4 separate regions of the Mus musculus genome follow, and all the other regions are linked to region 1. A link is a loop called in an ENCODE intact Hi-C map of the cell type or tissue named here. Cell type or tissue: heart. All regions are shown on one strand.

Region 1 (2,500 bases):
TCATCCACAGTTATTTTTATACCACTAAGTCTTGGGATGGCTTGTTAAACAACAGCAATTGCCATCAGTTGGCTGGAGTAAAAAGAACCAGATTTGTTTGAAGGAATCTCACCAGGTATATTAACCACACTATAGGACAGTCCCCATGTCCAGGAGTAGCTGGCCAACAAAAACCAAGCCAAACTGAGTAGTATTTCTGTAGACTTTTCCCTCTCATTTTGCTTTGTTAGGGATTTCTTTTTGTATTATTGTTTTGTTTTGCCTCTTTTGACTTCTGTTTTTGTAGGTGTGTGTGTGGTTTGAGGGAGGGAGGGAAAGAGGGAGGGAGGGAGAGAGGGAGGGAGAGAGAGAGAGAAGGAAGAAGAAGAAGAAGAAGAAGAAGAAGAAGAACAACAACAACAACAACAACAACAACAACAACAACAACATAGGGTTGGATGGGTAGGGAGGTGGGAAGGATCTGGGAGCAACTGGGAGAGGAGAAAAATATGATCTGAGTATATTGAATGAAAAACAAATTTTTCAATAAAAAAAATTAATTATCCATTTGGGAAGATCAAGTGCCCGAGAAAGGGACAGCAACAGCTTTATTCCTTTGGGATGGGAGAGGCATAAGACTGGAAGCCTTTTAAGGGGATGTCAGCTTGGGTATTATACAGGGCCCTGAGTCCTTTCCTCTCTCGCATTGGCCCTGCTTAGATCCCTGCCCTTGTGCCTTCCCACTTCTCTTCAGTGAGCAAGAAGCTGTCACCTCATAGAGCCTGCCTTTGGTTTCTCTAACCCCCTTCAAGTCCCTGGCATTTGCAGTTTCTCTCTCTCCCCGGAGGTCTGTAAGGCTTGCAAGGTTTCTAGAAGATGATTGCTTAAGAGCTTGAGGTACTTCAGTGTTCCTCAAACCTAACCAGGCAGCTTGCAGCCTTGTCACAATGCAAACAGTTTCAGTACTCTGGGAAGGGGCCGAGTAGCATTTCTTTCAAGCTCATGGGGATGCCAAAGCCACTGTTCCCTGGACAGACCTTGGAGAAGGCAGCAGCCACTCTCTTGAGCAAGCACTGGATCACTGGGCAGCGCTCCCACCTTCTTAATCTCTGTGAATTTTGTTCTCTTGCTGTGTGTAAGAGAAACACTTGTCTCTAACCGGAGACAACAGCAACAATGCAAAGAATGTTCCCAACAAGTGCAGCTTGATGGCCAAGGTGTTTATTAGCTGTAACACACAGACATGCTGCGTTCACACGAAAAGGTCAAAGCCTCTCACCTGTTAGTGTCTATTTTACAGGGCTCCAGGGCTACTGAATGATCAATGCAAATCCTGACTTAGAGTGCCACCTAGTGTCAGAAAGTAGAAAGAACTACAGGTCAGAGAAACTGCCCAAATCAAATTCAGAAATTCATTCTCATGTGCACTGGGCCCTCCCCCCCGCTGAGCAATTATTATTACATTAGTAGCGGTGCCTCCCTGGGCAAGTTGCTCGGCCTGCCTGAGGGTGAACAGGGGAGGGCAAGATTGGACAGGCAAGAAGCCTCGCATTGCCAGGCCTTGGGCTTGTCCTCGAGCTGATTGACGAGCCAGCAAGCGGTGCAGGTAACTTAACGTCTAGGCAGTCTCCAGATTTTCCACCGAATAGACCCAGTCAAAACGATCCCTAAAGTACCACCTGGGCGCCCAGGCCTCATCCGAGTGTAGGGATTCTCAATGCTGGAATATGTGTGTTTGTTATGAGGGCCTGTCCTGTGTTCAGAGGAGTGGTCAGATGTGTGGCTGGCTCTTCTCTGTTAGAACCCAGACCTGTCCAGCTACAGTCTCTCGCCTCCCTCGGCTGCCATAAAGAGCTAACAGCCCACACCAAGTACAACCAGGCTGGCGGAAATGAAGATATCCTGAGGAGAAAATGCGGGTTTCTCCAGCCGACTCTCAGACTATTCAAACAATGGACTCCAAGAAGTGGGATTTCCCTGGGAGTCTCAATCTGGGAGAAGGAAAAGACTCCAGCAGCGGGGAGGGTACTTGTTTCCTAGAAATGAGATTTTACCCTTAAAAGTTTGATTCCCCCCCCCCCCCCTTAAAGATAGGTTCTCGGGGCTAGAGAGATGGCTCAGCTGTTAAGAGCACTGACTGCTCTTCTGAAGATCCTGAGTTCAAATCCCAGCAACCATATGGTGGCTCACTACCATCCATAATGACATCTGATGCCCTCCTCTGGGGTATCTGGAGACAGCTACAGTGTACTTGCATATAATACGTAAATAAATCTTAAAAAAAAAATAGGTTCTCACTATGTATCCTGGAACTCACTCTATAGACCAGGCTGGTCTTAAATTCACAAAGACCAGCCTGCCTCTGCCTCTATGCCTGTCTTTGTGTGTGTGTGTGTGTGTGTGCACATATTTCTAATAACTTTTCAGGTCACTTTGTGTAGACACTGGTGTGTCGGAGGTGGACTGGATCACACCTTGACTGGCTGCTTAGATGTGTGTATCTGTCCTGGAGATGCACTGG
Region 2 (2,500 bases), 130 kb before region 1:
TGTGTGTGTGTGTTCATTCATGTGTGTGTATGTTTGTGAGAGAAAGTATGTGCATGTGTGTGCATGTGTGTGCAAGTGTGTGTGTGAGCATATGGTATGCGTAGTGTATATGCACATGTATGAATGTGTGTATCTATGTGTGTGTATATTTGTGCGTGTGTGTGTGTGTCTGTGTGTGTGTGTATGTAAGTTTGAAGCTGATGTCAGAGTAGTCTTCTTCAATTCAATTGTTCTCTGTTATTTATCGAGGTTGGGTCTCTCACTGTATCTAGAGCTCCTGATTCCACAAGTTTAGCTCGCCAGCTTACGCTGGAGGTCCCCATCTCTGCCTCCTAAGTGCTGGGATCTCAGGAGGCTGCCATACCTGCAGGGCTTTTGTGTAGGTCCTGACAGTCTGAGCTCTGCTTCTCATGCTTCTTTGGCAAACTACTGAACCATTTCCCCAGTCCTGGGGTGCACGTAGCAAGGGCCTAAGCTTTTCCAAAGGAAACCCCAAAGAATAGGGGGTCTCAGAGAAGGACTCCCCCCCACCTCCACGTGCCCCAACCCAGGTGGGAGTTGCACAGAGGTGCCAAAGAATCTGGATCCCATCTTTGAGGACTGCTCGCTGTTTGTGTCCTGGGCAAGAGGGCAAGCGGAGTTTCAGCAGATGGCTGTGCAGGGAGGCTGCTGGGGAAGGAAAAGATTCGGGAGGAAAGGGCTAGAGCGGGAAGGACCAGGCTGCCTAGGCGTGCTGAACCAGGCTAGAAAGTAGACTGTGCATTTAGCTCACCAATGAGCCCCCCCTCGTAACACATAGTAGGTGTTAAATAGGTTTTGTTGAGAGAATGTGGGAATGGATAATTTGTCTCTAAGCAGAACCCTAGAGTCTAGAAAGAGACTGGTTCCAGATTCCAGCCATGCCTCATACAACATTTTTTGGTACTCCACTTCCTCCATTCTAGCTTGTTTTCATTTCTCCACTTGTGTAATGGAGAGGATTTCTCCCACTAGTAGGAGTGTCCCACCAGCTGAGGGGGATATCTGATGTGGCAAATTGGGAAGCCATAGTGAATCAGGCTCCTCCCACAGTGAGACCCCGCCCATCTCAGAGGGAGAGAGGGACAGGACTCTGTCCTGGTACCGGCTGAGGGCGCCCTCTAGTGAAGAGTGTCTGGCAACACAAAGGGCCCCGGGGCATAGGCAGTTTTGTCGGGCTTCCAGATTCCACTCCACTCATCTCTGGAGGCTTGGGAGTGTCACTCCAAGGGAAGAAAAGAGATGAAACAACTTCCCTGCTTTCAAGAAGCATACATTCTCAAGAGTGAGATGGCTCCGTGGGTAAAGGTGCTTGGTGCCAAGTGTGATGGACTGAGTTCAATCCTTGGGACCCACGGACCCATGTCACATGGTAGAAGGAGGAAACTGACTTCTGCAAATCTCCCTCTGACGTCTGACCTCCACACATTCACCCACACAGACACGCACTAAAAAAAAAAAAAAAAAAAAAAAAAAAAATTAGTGGCTCCAAAACCAGAGTGGAAAGGGATTCTTCCCCAAAGACAAAAGAAAAAGACGGAATAGAAAGAAAGGGCTGGTTTCAGTGGCAGAGGGAGGTACAGGGGTAGGTGCTCCTGGTACAGGAACTGGGTACCTCAAGGCAGGACAGCAGAGGGTGAGTGTTATTGTGGCTAGAAGGACCAAGCCACTCATGCTTCGTGGGCGTGAAGCTCAGAGCAGGAAGCTAGAGGATGTGTCCAGTTGGATGCTCAAGTCAGTGAGGTCATTGTTTATTTTTAACTCTTAGAACCAAGACCTTTGGCTCTTGATTTTCAAGGGACACCAGTGGCTCTCTGTACTTGAGTAATGCAGGCATTTTCACTATCTCTCCATGAACTTGGCCCAGCAAAATGACAAAGGAATGGGTTTTAAAGCCCACAGAAGTAGTCCAACTCCGTGCATTGTGTCATGGCATGTGCACACCCCATTCCATGTGTGTGTGTATGTATATATGTGTGTGTGTGTGTGTGTGTATGCATATATACATATACATACATACATACTTACATGCATATTTAAGACAGGGTTGCTGAAGGTGAATCATGATGTGGAATTTAACACCATCATAGCTTCACAGAGACTAACATTGAAACCCAGTCACCCATCCTGTGCTTTAAATATGTCTTTCCCCACTTACAGTTTTGTACTAACATGCATGGGTCATCTGGAACAGACTGGTTCGCCAAATTAAGAATTATTTACCTCTATCAAATATCAATGCACTTTATTGCACAATATCAGGAAATCAAAGTCACTATATCTCTGACCCCGTCCAGGAACTTCAATTGCTGGGAATCTGTCTATATCATGGTGGCAGGGTTTTCTAAAACTCAGAGTTTTCACTTAAAAGCTCCAGTTCCATCAGTAGCAACAACGACCACCAGTTGTTTCCCTTGATGTGACAGGCTTGCTATTTTCCCATTCAAAACACTGCCTGACAGTTTCTTCAGTGTGAACAGTT
Region 3 (2,500 bases), 51 kb before region 1:
TCCTCACACTGACATCCATTCTGGACTGAAGAAGCTGTGGCTTCTCGTGGGATTGCTCTAGTTGAACATGCCCTCAAGCAGTTTTATTTCCTTTTTCTTTGAAGGCTGGGTTTCTCTTTATAGCCCTGGCTGTCCTAGAACTCACTCTGTCTCCTGAGTGCTGGGATTAAAGGCATGTGCCACCATTGCCCAGTGAAGTGTGGTCTTTAAAAAATTGTGTCTTACAGTTCTTCGGTAACAGGGTAAATGTGAAATCCGTTTCAACAACTAAGTAAGAGATGGGCTGATGTCTGCAGGTGTCTGCAGGTGCTAGTGCAGTGCCAGTGAAGGGAGAGGGGAGGTTGAGGGCATGGCCTGGGACATCCTGGGCATAAACTGGTCCCCAAAGCTGGCCAGTACAAAGCCATTGAGTGGTTGTTAGATGTTAATGTGCAGTTTTATGATCCACCTAAAAAGATAGTGAAAGACAAGATGTGGGAAAGCCTTTCTGGTCAGCCTGAAGTTGTGTGTGAAGTGTGTGGCATGTGCACAGGGGAGCCCTGACATACACCAGAGATGTAAACACATAGCCACCCCTCCTTATAGGGCATAGTTTGTATAGTACCACCTCACAGGACAGTGAGAGAGTGCATGCAGTTAGGGCAGGAAGTACAGGAACGGATGTCTGGAAGTCCGCTGAGTGACCCCTCCACCCACCCCTTGTATGAGGGAGCATTCCCAGTCAGCCTAATCTTGAAGGTTTCTTGCTAGTAGTTGCAGCTACTGTGATGGAAGGTGACACAATAAAAGCAAGCTTTCATTTGGGGCTTGATGGATCCTAAAGGGCTCCATCTTCCTGGACTCATTTGTAGGCCACACAATCCTAGTAGGTAGGGTCTAGGAGCATCACAGGGTCTGGTGCCAAAGAGAATGTGTTTGCTATGAAGTGGGTCAGTGCTTACTGTACCCGATGAACATTTGAACCTCTGGATGTTCAAAACTATGTCCCTTAGCTGTTGAACTGACAGCTTGAACTTGCGCTTGAACTTGGAGTGCCAACTACAAGGTCACCTAGGTGCAGGGAAATTAACACTAGCTCCCAACCAACCTAGTACCTTGGCTGAGCTGCAAAGCATGCCTCTAGCCAGCAGGCGGTGCTAATTCCTTTCTGCAGGTGAATGTCAGAGAAGCCTAAGACTTGGCCTTTGCCTGTGATTTTAAAGCATAGTTTCAGAGACAAAGCTGAGACAGCAATGGATAGCTAATGACCTCCTTCATGGGTCTTGGGAGTGTAGGGTCATAGTTAGTATGGACTTTGGCATCAAGCCTCAGTTTAACTCCTAACTATACCTTTTTACAATGAGTCTTGTGTCTGTCTCTACCTGTTTGTGGTGCCTACCTGGTAGTGCTAAGAGAGCTGGTAGTAAGCTATTGCAAGGAGCACAGGGTGGCCCTCAGTAACCAGTGACTGTCCCTGCTTTGGTATGGCTGTTGGTAACAGTTAAGGTGGCCCTTAGTGCTTGACCCTAATGGTGTTAAGGTTTGACCTAACTTCTCCATCTTTTTTTTTTTCTTGGTTTTTCGCAACAGGGCAGGGATTCTCTATATAGCACTGGTTGTCCTGGAACTCTGTAGTCCAGGCTGGCCTCAATCTCAGAAATCTGCCTGCCTCTGCCTGCCTCTGCCTACCAAGTGCTGGGATTAAAGGCCTGCACCACCATTCTCTGGCTGACTTCTCCATCTTTAAGCCCGATGTTAAAACTTAATCAATCCAGCTGAGTGTAGTGGTGCACACCTTAAATGCCAGCACTCAGTGGTAGGCAGATCTGAGTTCAAGGCCAGCCTGGTCTACAGAGTGAGATCCAGGACAACTAGGACTACATAGAGAGTCCTGTCTTGCAAAAGCAAAAAGCAAGCTGCACAAAACCAACAGCTCATCAGTCCAGCCAGGGAGGCAAGATGAAGCAGGATCCAGGCAGGACTGAAGCTTGAAGGATTCCTCTGCCCGCCTAGCCCCACGCTAAGGATTTGGATGGCACACATTGGAAAGAGAGATTACAGTTCTCATTGTTACAGCAGAATTCTCTCTAGTCCACACCAGCACCTGACAGGCAATTCCTCACCGCCTACATTGGTGCTCTGGTCTGTCCTCTTGCCCTAAGTCTGTGGATTGAGTCTCTGCAGGCTCCCCTCTCAGAGGCCTACATCTAGACTTCTGCCTTTGGCAGGCTCCCCGTTCTCATCCAGGCGGAATGTCAACATTGTCAGCATTCTGAAGAAGGCCCCCACCCCAACCCCCAGAGTTCCCAAATTAGAAGCTGTTTTTACTTCCCAGAGGTTTTGTTTTTATTTTCATCACATCTGTGTGACTTTCTCCCCACCACCCCCCACGTTAGTTCAACAGTGACTTAAAGGATATAAAAATAAAATTTGGCATTTTTGTTGTTTACTTTTAAAGACTGGTCTGGTATTGCTGCCCATTATTGGAACAGAAAAGGCCTTTTGCATTAAATGTGCCTGC
Region 4 (2,500 bases), 280 kb before region 1:
GAGCCCAAAGAGAGATAGAGGTCTGTGGACACTGAGACTCTCAGAGAGGTGGAGGAGGGATCTATAGGGATGGACGGATGGACAGACAGACAGACATTCTGAGAGAGACCTAAAAGACAGTGTAGCAGCTATACCCCTACAGATGCACAAGTTGTACACGTAAGGATTTTGGTAAGAGACACCCACACAGCCCATGATGTGACTTCTGCTGCTGCACACTAGCCCCAAGACTTCTGGGCCTTCCAGTGTTCTTGGCAAGCTATCACTGATGAATGGACACCTGGAGGTTATGAAGGCCACTGGGGATTTCATTTCCTCCTTCACCATGGGATGGGCAGGGGATGAGAGGGTCAGACAGTTTTACAGGAGAGAAAAAGAGGCCAGGAAGACCGCTGATAGCTGTCGGTTTGTACTTACTTGACCAAGCACTCTGAGAGGGCCACAAGCCCAAGGACCCAGAGCCACTTCATGATCCCTTCTCAGGCTTAAGGTGCTAGGGAGAAGTTCTGGGCCTGAAGCTGTGTGGAGAACTGCTTATTAAGTTCGTCTGGCCTGCTCTAATCAGACCCTGGAGGGCCACTAATGGGGCCTGATAAGAAATGCAAACTTGCCCTGATAACATCTTTACCCTCGTCAGGAGAGGAAAGGGCTAAAAATTCTCAGAATCTAGGGAGTTTTCGTGGCTGAGAAGGTAGCACCAAGTCACCTGATTTCACAGAGTGGAGAGACTCTTGCTATCTTGGTGATAAAGACACTGTGGATAAAGTGACAAAGGTAAGTGCCAGGTGCCTCTCTGCTGGTCAGATCCCACCAGCTCCTCACTGGCCTGTCCTCATTAGAGAGTGGGTTGCTGGCAGGAACAGAAGGCCGAGTCTGACAACCTGAGTTTGATAGCCAGGGCCAAGTTTAACCTCCATACACCTCTGTGGTAGAGGCACCCACCCACCCACATCAAACAAACAAACACATAAATACAACAGTAAATGTAAAATGTATCCATGATAAGTGGAAGACTTTTAAAAAGTTTATTTTTCTTTAAAAACCAAAAGAAGATAGGCAGCTAGTCCTTGCCTTCGTAGAGTGACCGAGGAGGCAAAGTGGGTTGTAGTCTGGGTGGCCATGGTGGGCATGATGCCATATTATCTTACCACAAGGGGGCAGTCTTGAGTCAGCTCTGACCTGCCAGTGCCAGGCTGGAAGGAAGCCAAGATGCCAAGTTGGCCACATTTTTGAGAGAAGTCAGAGCCTGGATTTTTTTTTTTTTTTATGTAAAATTCCTGCTCTTTAAATGTTAGCAGCTGGGGTATTATGATGCATGCACTTTGGTTTTCACACACTGTTCCTGGCTCCTAAGTTGCTCCCTGCAAATGAGAAGACACTTCATCCCAGAGTGTGCAACAGGGACACCATGAAGAATCTTGGACTCCTGTGGGGAGAAGAGTATTAGTCTGTATTTTATGCTGTAGTGCCAGTTTAAGGAGGTAAACATATGTATCCCAGGCCAAAGGCTCCCAGAGGTGTTTTTCTGACAAAATGCTTAGAAGAATATTTATTTGCTCGTCTGGATGGGCAGACAAATCAGGGTCCTATCAGGGGAGCTGTAATAGGGTGCTGGGGACAGCATACAATGACAGGGACTGCCTGCAGTAGGCAGAGATGGAGACATCTCAGAAACCCATAGCAGCTCCTTGTAGAAAAGGATGGCGTCTGGGACCCTGAGAAACAGGAGACACATCCCTCCAGGGGACCTGCTATCTGAAATAAGGGACTGCCTGAAGTAGGCTAGGATGGAGACATCTCAGTAGCCCATGGCAGCTCTTTGTAAAAAACAGTTGTTCCATTTCTTCTAACATTAGCCCTAGACAATGGCTATATAGATTTTATTTGTGTGTGACTGCTTTTCAGTTGACCTTGGTATGCATAATTATTCTATTATATCTGACTTTCTTACTTCTTTCTCCTTCTACTCTGGTGAATTCTGTGAAACTAGATGTTCCTTGATGTAATGATCCTTCTCCTCCTCCTCCTCCTCCTCCTCCTCCTCCTCCTCCTCCTCCTCCTCCTTCTTCTTCTTCTTCTTCTTCTTCTTCTTCTTCTTCTTCTTCTTCTTTTTCAAGACAGGGTTTCTCTGTATAGCCCTGGCTGTCCTCTTTGTAGACCAGGCTAGCCTTGAACTCAGAAATCTGTCTGCCTCTGCTTCCCAAGGGCTGGGATTAAAGGCATGCGCCACCACGCCCGGCTGATGTAATGATTCTTAAACAATTAAAAATTGAGGCATGGGACAGCACAGCACAGCACAGCTCAGTCCTAAGGGCCCAGGTGCATGCTGTGTGTGCTCATCTTGGAAACAATGCAGTAGCTACACAATGGTAGTTCCAGATCAATGCTTGATTTGCAAAGAAAGTTTGAAGAAATTATTAGAAAATGAAATAGAGCCAACACTGGGACCCCAAGAAAGGAAAAAAAATTATTAAAGTTATGAAATAAGTTTTATATGACA

The links. A loop is a pair of places that touch in the nucleus more often than their neighbours do. Peaks named below come from ENCODE experiments on the same cell type or tissue, not always from the same donor. Only the 100,000 strongest peaks of a DNase experiment are listed, where the experiment ranks them.
Region 2: it touches region 1 in a loop (3-fold over the local background); 4 of 42 quality-filtered maps call a loop at or near these places.
Region 3: it touches region 1 in a loop (4-fold over the local background); 24 of 42 quality-filtered maps call a loop at or near these places.
Region 4: a loop joins it to region 1, with 4 times the contacts of the local background. A loop is called at or near these places in 28 of 42 quality-filtered maps.

Annotation. Positions count from the first base shown.
Region 1 is chr19:10,958,424-10,960,923 of GRCm38, forward strand. No RefSeq gene overlaps it. Among named protein-coding and RNA genes, the nearest start is that of Ccdc86, 10 kb to the left of the region's middle. In heart, a CTCF peak has its summit at 1,338 (motif pointing left); no DNase peak of the experiment used is centred here; H3K27me3 peaks cover 196 bases.
Region 2 is chr19:10,830,520-10,833,019 of GRCm38, forward strand. No RefSeq gene overlaps it. Among named protein-coding and RNA genes, the nearest start is that of Cd6, 1.7 kb to the left of the region's middle. In heart, a CTCF peak has its summit at 1,139 (motif pointing left); a DNase peak (open chromatin) is centred at 1,082.
Region 3 is chr19:10,906,981-10,909,480 of GRCm38, forward strand. Prpf19 (pre-mRNA processing factor 19) reads left to right here. Exons shown (of 16, transcript NM_134129.4): 16 at 1-2,500. Among named protein-coding and RNA genes, the nearest start is that of Zp1, 12 kb to the right of the region's middle. In heart, a CTCF peak has its summit at 1,123 (motif pointing right); no DNase peak of the experiment used is centred here; H3K27ac peaks cover 841 bases.
Region 4 is chr19:10,677,502-10,680,001 of GRCm38, forward strand. It overlaps Pga5 (pepsinogen 5, group I), which reads right to left and starts at 570. Exons shown (of 9, transcript NM_021453.4): 1 at 418-570. The coding sequence starts at 470. In heart, a CTCF peak has its summit at 1,145 (motif pointing right); a DNase peak (open chromatin) is centred at 1,180; H3K27ac peaks cover 212 bases.